Regions from separate parts of the Homo sapiens genome. Here region 2 is linked to region 1. A link is an interaction called in ENCODE POLR2A ChIA-PET data of the cell type or tissue named here. Cell type or tissue: GM12878. All regions are shown on one strand.

Region 1 (4,000 bases):
CTCTACTCAGATGAGCCTGTACTGAGAATGATGTTCAGTAATGAAAACAAATGGTACGGAAAACCCCCTTGTGGAATTAATTAGGCCCTATTCTAGGAGACCACAGAGGTATTCTTGGACTGTACAGCAGGCTCCCAAACATCTCCCCTACACATCCTATGGTTACAGTGGCTGGATGCTGCCCACTCTTCTAGTACGCTGGATTTGTACGTCTGGATGTCTGCCAGAAAACCCTTCCTCCAGGGCATCCCTAACAGAAATACTAAGGGGCTATGCAGTGGTCCACAGATGCTCAACAGAAACTCCCGCACCAAATCACTTCCAGCTTTGACATCTCTGCCAAAGTTTTTATTCAGCCTCTCAGTTATATTTCTACCCAACTTTCCACACTGGTAGACAGAATAAAAATCTTCACCTACAATTTGTCCATCTTTGACACTACCAAGCACGTGTATCTTAAGTGTTGTTAGATGTTGAAGACAAACATTATTTTGTTAGCCAAGAAGTTGCTATGTTGGCAAGAAGTCATCTAGGCTAAGGAGGTCTGTTCAAAATTGAGGGAAATCTCTTAAAATTATTTCCTTCCAACTTACTGCAGAGAGACTGCATCTTTGTTCAAGGCATCACATCAGTCAGTAATCTTATTTCCTCCAAGTTCTAGGCAAATAGCACGGGGAAATAAATGCTTCATTATTCCAGGATGCACAAGGTTCTCCAGAACAATGCCATGTCTTACAGGCTACCTGACAGCTAACCCCACCTATAAGGGGAACCATCTCAATTCTAATACAGAAAATTCTCAGCATATAGGGAATTAGTTGCCCACTCAATATTTACTACCTTTACAAAATGTGAAGGTTGTATTTTAGAGGGAAGCTTGTGTTGCTTATGATTCTTATCAAGCTATTCTTATTAGAGACTAAGGACACGAGAATACACAGACCCAAAAATCTCATCCGAAAAGATCTATTTCTTACTTCTGATAGATAAGAACAAGATAGGATAAAGCTCAATTTCTAAGCAACTTAAAATATTCATTTTAATCAACCCAAAAATTATAACATAAAATAATAGGCAGGTAGGATGGGATAAACTCACCAAGCTCCCTAAGAGAAAGACATGGATTTCAATTTTCCAATACCTGTCCTGCTTGTAGCTGATTGCCTGGTATACATTTCCAACATTATCTAATGTATGTATTTGTTTTCAAACTTTTTTCTTTTGGTGCCTAAAATAACTGGCAAATGCTATAATCCAAACAGGGCCTCATACTATAGCCATTTCAGAGAAGGATGCCTTGGTCAGGAAATTTTAATTAAAAACCAAGCTGAATTCTTTGACCAACTATTTCACCGTTACTGGCATCTTGGAAAAATTCTTTTAGACATAAGAACAACTTTTACCCTAACACAGGCACATTTAGGAACTAACTCTGGCATTTGTTATCACTGTAAGCATCACTGTCAACACTCTAAGCAGAGAAAAAGTACATGCATTGTGCAGCACTTTTGCCATGCAACTGACTGCAGGTAAAACAGACAGTAGTTTCCTGAGTGAATTCCAATCTCGGAGGCTACCAAGCTCGTTCTCTTCTGAATATTCCTAAAGAAGCAAAGAGCTCTGAGAAGTTAAAAATATTTCATGCCAGAAAGGTCCAGAAGTGGAATTGCACAAATCTGTTTTCAAACCCCTCACAAGTATACTGCAACTGCAACTCAGTCAGGTGCCATCAAGGATGGTCACTGGAAAAAAAATTGCATTTCCTGACCAACACACTAACCCATACATTTCCTGTATACTTACACTCTTTCCTAAAGAAATTTCCCAAACAGAAATAAAGCAAAAGGAAGCCCTTGCAATATAATATACCTGTCCCACAAATTTATCTTTAAAATGCAACCTCTTCCCTCCAAAATATAATAAAAATAACATCAGTGGGATTTTGCGATGTACTGAATTTAGTAGTAAGAATACTCTTTGGGGTTACTTCCTTTAACAAAGCTTACTGGCCATTGGAGAAGCTGTTTTCCGTTTGTACTGAAGCAATAGAAAAAAATATTTGCCAAATCAGTTTCACTTTCTGTTAGAGTTAGCCTAACTTCCTAACTCTCTTCTCAGTATCTTACATTTCTCATGTAGTAAGGCCTATATATTGTAGTGACATTATAAAACATACATGAATGTTTTTATATTAGGATCCACAGAACCCTTTTCAAATAACTTTTTCAACATCTTCTGTAGTCCTGAATACCTAAGTATTTGGTTGTTCACAGTCCACATCTTTTTTTAAACCTTTTTTCTAAGGCAAAACTTAAGAATAGCTCCCTCTTAAATTTTAAAAAATATATTTATTATCCATATTAAATATTGAGAAGTAAGCAGATGCATTCACAGAGGGGAAAAAATGGAATCCTTTTTACCCTACACAGTCACAATAGTTGTTTGATATACTATAAAATTTGTTTATAACATATCTGCTTTTTCTCTCCATGCTGTTGTAATTACATTGTGCAGAGTAATATTTAGAAATATCAACAAATAGATGTGTTAAATTAAAAACAAAGTGTCAAACCAACTTCCTTTGCCTACCCCCAAAATCAAAAGGAAAAATCCTAGGCACCTTAACAGCAAACTAAAAACATCTAGACAAAACAATGAGATTAGCATTCCAGGAAAGCAGAAACATTATAATAATTTAATAACAAATTTATATCAACGATCATATGGATGAAAATTTTGAAAAGCAGAAAGCTTTCAAGAACTGCGAGCCAAAATTTCACCAAAAAAACAAACAAACAAACAAACAAACAAAAAAAACACAACTTTCTCTTACTGGGAAGTCAGTATAATTTCAATTCAAAGGATAATTCTGCAAAGGAAGGCTAAACGATCCTTACCCTCCAGCTCTGATCAAGCCCTAGCACAGATTTTACAACTGGAGACTTGCAGGGAAAAAAAAAGTTTTCAACAGACTAGGCCCCAAACATGAAGGATAAAAGTAAATGTGAAAAAGGAATTCAATTTTCAAATATATGCATAAGTATATGAGAATACTTCAAGGATAAATAAAATAAAACAAATTATCTTTAATGACTATTACCCAGGGATAATTTTTAAGACTTTTGGAACAACTACATCCCCGGATTTTATGGAAATATCAGCTCTCAATAAATAAGTTTTCTTAATGCCTATCTGCTTAGACAACCTGCACAATCTTTGCTTGCTCTAATGAAGAGCAGGTATAACTGAGATGGCTTGCCTTTACCCTGTGGTTATCAAGTTCTTATACCAGAGGTATCAAAGTGACATCCTGCAAATTCTAACAAGCCCCCAAACAGTTGTTCCACACATCATTTTAAAAATCAGAAAAATAACATAAAGTTTTAGATTTCTAATCTTTCTTAAAAAATAGGAAGATCGGCTGGGCGTGGTGGCTCATGCCTGTAATCCCAGCACTTTGGGAGGCCGAGGCTGGCAGATCACGAGGTTAAGAGATCGAGACCAGCCTGGCCAACATGGTGAAACCCCGTCTCTACTAAAAATACAAAAATTAGCTGGGTGTGGTGGCACGCGCCTGTAGTCCCAGCTATTCGGGAGGCTGAGGCAAGAGAATCGCTTGAACCCAGGAGGCGGAGGTTGCAGTAAGCCGAGATAGCGCCATTGCACTCCAGCCTGGTGACAGAGTGAGACTCTGTCTCAAAAATAAATAAATAAAATAAAATTAAAAATAGGAAGATCTGGCAATACTGACCCTTCACTCCTACTAACAAACCACTGGAGTTCAGTAGTGCTGACTTTTTAGAAGAGGCACTGCTCTCCAGTACCCAAGCCCTCACCTCTTCCTTCTTTATTCTTTATGGCCCTCATGGGCATTTGAACTTTTTACCCCCATTCTATACATTTCTTACTGCTCCCAACTATCAAATATTAGACACTCTGATATACTTATTTCTCTTCCCCTCGCTGATTCTGATTTATTCTGTGTGTATTCTTTTTTCCC
Region 2 (4,000 bases), 700 kb before region 1:
CTTTTTGAAAAGCAGGAAGGCCAGGTCCTTGTGAGGCTTTTCTCATTACAAGCTCTTGGCAGGTTCTTCCCTCCAAGTGGAGAACCCTTACCTTCCCCATTCTTTCTACCTTCCCCTCTGATGATCCAGAGGGCTGCAAGGGACCTAGAGCTGTTCATTGGAGCCCTAGTCAGCTCTAGCGGCCAGATCTATGGTTAGGTAATCCTCCAATAGTGAGACTAATTCTCAGTGTTAGAATTAGGGGTCTGCCTGTTCTCACCAGCAGACCCACTGGCATCAACTCTCCTTTGTTGACATATAGTTAAGCACCGCTTCTTACAGATCCTCATACTCAGAGCCAACCTTGTCTTGTCTCATAACTCTTGCTACTGGCAGAAGGTGATAAAATTGTGGCCTAGAGGCCAAATGTTTTTTGTTTGGCTTACAGAATTAGATTACTTCTCAACACATTTATTACTTTACAACATTAGATTACTTCTTAACACACTTATGCCTGTAGTTACACATAAAAATCTGGATGCTTGACTTTTTGAAAGATGTGAACAGTTTAGCAATACTGTACTGTCTATCTTCATGCCATCAATTTGTTGGATCTGAGTAGATGCTGCCTACCCCCTCATCCTTGAGTGGGTGGGGGTGGGGGAGGTGGGACCTCATTGTTCAGGAATCCTACCACACTTGGTTGCCTGTACCAGGACTCCGAAGGTTCTTTCCTCTTTGAGACCTTTTTCTGAATGAACTTATGGTCCACTTTTAAAATCCTAAATTTTATAAAGCCTTAACCAGTCCAACCTAGTCCGTTTATTGCATTAGATCAGAGGTTGTCAAATGGGGCAGTTTTTTCCTCCCTCTACCTCAGGGCATTGGGCATGCCTGGAGTCTTTTGGGTTGTCATATGGGGAAGGGGTATGCTATTGGCATCTAGCAGTAGAGGCCAGGACTGGTGCCGAGCATCCTGCAGTGCACAGGATAGTCCCCATAACAAAGGATGATCTGGTCCAAATGTCAGTGGTGCTGAGATCGAAAAACCCTGATCAAGAAGCTTAATGTGAGTTATTGTGTCATTGTGTGTGTGGATTAATGATGGACTTTACCCTCACTAAGAATTATAGGATTCATTAAAATTTTACACTATTCTGACTTATTTTCATGTCATAAATATCAAGCAGTTTACCTTTGCTTTCTTAGGGCTTTGAGTTAGAGACAATTGGATGGAAGAACTTTACATTATAAACTTTCAATGAAGCATAAAATAGCTTCCTCACATTAAGCTTTCAAATACGTATTTGAGGTAACTGTCAAATTTGGTAAATGTCTGGGTTAAATTATAATAATTTTTTTAGTAAATATTCTTATGTAATAATAGTACTATTGTCAGTTGACTGTCTTGTATACTGATATAGCTTTTGCTATATTAGTGATAGGTGAAAATCAGTTTTCTTTCAACAAGAAGGTAATTTAGTGTTTTAATTTGACTTAAATGACTAGCAATTTGAAATATATGTATTTCTTGGAACACTAGGTGGCCTTACAATCACAATTATTTTTACAAGGAACTACATATTAAGTTTTTAAAAATTTTTTGAAGGTTTTTTTTTTTTTTTTTTTGAGATGGAGTTTCACTCTTGTTGCCTAGGCTGGAGTGCAATGGCGCGATCTCGGCTCACCGCAACCTCTGCCTCCCGGGTTCAAGCGATTCCCGTGCCTCAGCCTCCCGAGTAGCTGGGATTACAGGCATGCGCCACCGCTCCCAGTTAATTTTTTTTTTTTTTTTTTGTATTTTTAGTAGAGACGGGGTTTCACCGCTCAGGCTGTGTCAAACCCCCCAGCTCAGGTGATCCACCCACCTCAGCCTCCCAAAGTGCTGGGATTATAGGCGTGAGCCACCGTGCCCAGCCGAAGTATTTTTTAGTAGTATAAAAATTGTTAATGAACAAATGAAATAAATCAACAAATGAACAAAATGGGAATAAAACATATTAAATAAAACATTTGTGTTCTGCATTTTAAAAATCTTATAATAGCTGGGCGCCGTGGCTCACTCCTGTAATCCCAGCACTTTGGGAGGCCGAGGAGGGCAGATCACGAGGTCAGGAGATCGAGACCATCTTGGCTAACACGGTGAAACCCCGTCTCTACTAAAAAATACAAAAAATTAGCTGGGCGTGGTGGCGGGCGCCTGTAGTCCCAGCTACTTGGGAGGCTGAGGCAGGAGAATGGCTTGAACCCGGGAGGCGGAGCTTGCAGTGAGCCGAGATCGCGCCACTGCACTCCAGCCTGGGAGACGGAGGGAGACTGCGTCTCAAAAAAAAAAAAAAAAAAAAAAAAAAAAAAAAAAATATATATATATATATATATATATATATATATATATATATATATATATATATAAAAAACAGTAATCTATTGGGGCAGGGGATAAATTGTGTCCTTGTTTAGAAGAAGACTTTTTTTTTTTTAGAAGAAGCCCTGTTGTTTTTGTTGTTGTTATTTGTTTGTTTGTTTGTTTTGAGACGGAGTCTCAGTGGGTCGCCCAGGCTGGAGTGCAGTGGCGCGATCTCTGCTCACTGCAACCTCTGCCTCCCGGGTTCAAGCGATTCTCCTGCCTCAGCCTCCTGAGTAGCTGAGACTACAGGCGCGTGCCACCACGCCTGGCTGATTTTTCGTATTTTTTAGTGGAGACGGGGTTTCACCATATTGGCCAGGCTGGTCTCGAACTCCTGACCTCGTGATCTGCCTGCCTTGGCCTCCCAAAGTGCTGGGATTGCAGGCGTGAGCCATCATGCCCGGCCCGAAGCCCTGTATTTTGAAGGTGAATGTTTTTGCTTCTTCTCTGATCAGTTACTAAAAGTGTTTTCCCTGTGCCATTTGAGAATTATTTGAGAACTACTCTAAGCTTATGGCACATTTCAGCATTTTTGTTGTCTAAAGGCAGCTGTATTTTAATCATGTAAATTTCATGCTGCCTCCTTTGCCTACCATATAGCTTCTGTTGAAATGTCCATGTTATATTTTATTTTATTTACTCATTTTTCTATATCCATAATAAGAGTTAAAGGTTATATTTTAGCAATGTGTTTTTTTCTCTGTCATAACATGTTAAATATTTTAAATTCAGCCATGATGTTAAACAGAGTGAATTGGAATTTCTAACGGATTTCGGCAGGAATGATTATATAAGACTTAGGGCCAAAGAGAGCCTGGGTGACTGTGTAGGGGTATTAGGCTATGCCCAGCACCACATCTGGTTGTCATTCAGGGGAGCAGCTAGGGCTGGAACTGCTGGGGAGTGCAAACTGCAGTATTCCCTGTTCCCTTGTCTCAGAGCAGAATTGTGGCCTCTATCCAGGTCCAATCCCAGTTAAAAAAAAAAATTCCAATGGTCTATTCTTCTTTTGAGCTATATTATTGTAGAGAATACTGACTTGAAAAAACAAAGTCACTAACTAGAAATAAAATTTGAACTGGGTGCAGTGGCTTATAACTGTAATCCCAGCACTTTTGGGAGGCCAAGGTGGGAGGATCACTTGAGCTCAGGAGTTCAAGATCAGCCTGGGCAACATGGCAAAATCCCATCTCTACAAAAAATACAAAAATTAGCTGAAGTGTGGTGGTGTGCACCTGTAGTTCCAGCTACTTGGGAGGCTGAAGTGGGAGGATGGCTTGAGCCCAGGAGGTGGAGGTTGCAGTGAGCTGTGATTGCATCACTGCACTCCAGCCTGGGTGATAGAGCCAGACCCTGTCTCAAAAAATAAAATAAATAAATAAAAATCAAAATAAATAAAATTTGAAAATCTTGGGTATGACTTCTTTCTTGTACCATTCAACATTCTTGATGTTTACTAGGCCAGTCCAAATAATCTATTTCTTGTGTGCCTGTTTATGTCAGTTTTTTGTGACGTGTGGAGAAGTGGAACTGGGAGTAACCAAATCAGAATGAAGGAAGAGCTGTTTGTGAATGTCCATATGACAAATGACAAAACTGGTTTTCCAAGAGGGA

Evidence for each region. ChIA-PET counts read pairs that join two places held together with the same protein. Peaks named below come from ENCODE experiments on the same cell type or tissue, not always from the same donor. Only the 100,000 strongest peaks of a DNase experiment are listed, where the experiment ranks them.
Region 2: POLR2A ChIA-PET joins it to region 1 with 8 read pairs; 3 of 35 experiments call an interaction of 5 or more read pairs at or near these places.

The regions. Positions count from the first base shown.
Region 1 is chr14:65,096,751-65,100,750 of GRCh38, forward strand. All of the region lies in intron 2 of MAX (MYC associated factor X), which reads right to left. Among named protein-coding and RNA genes, the nearest start is that of MAX, 3.8 kb to the right of the region's middle. In GM12878, no CTCF peak of the experiment used is centred here; a DNase peak (open chromatin) is centred at 2,051; H3K4me3 peaks cover 1,342 bases; H3K27ac peaks cover 1,356 bases.
Region 2 is chr14:64,394,801-64,398,800 of GRCh38, forward strand. The region is part of intron 1 of MTHFD1 (methylenetetrahydrofolate dehydrogenase, cyclohydrolase and formyltetrahydrofolate synthetase 1); the gene reads left to right. Among named protein-coding and RNA genes, the nearest start is that of MTHFD1, 8.4 kb to the left of the region's middle. In GM12878, no CTCF peak of the experiment used is centred here; no DNase peak of the experiment used is centred here.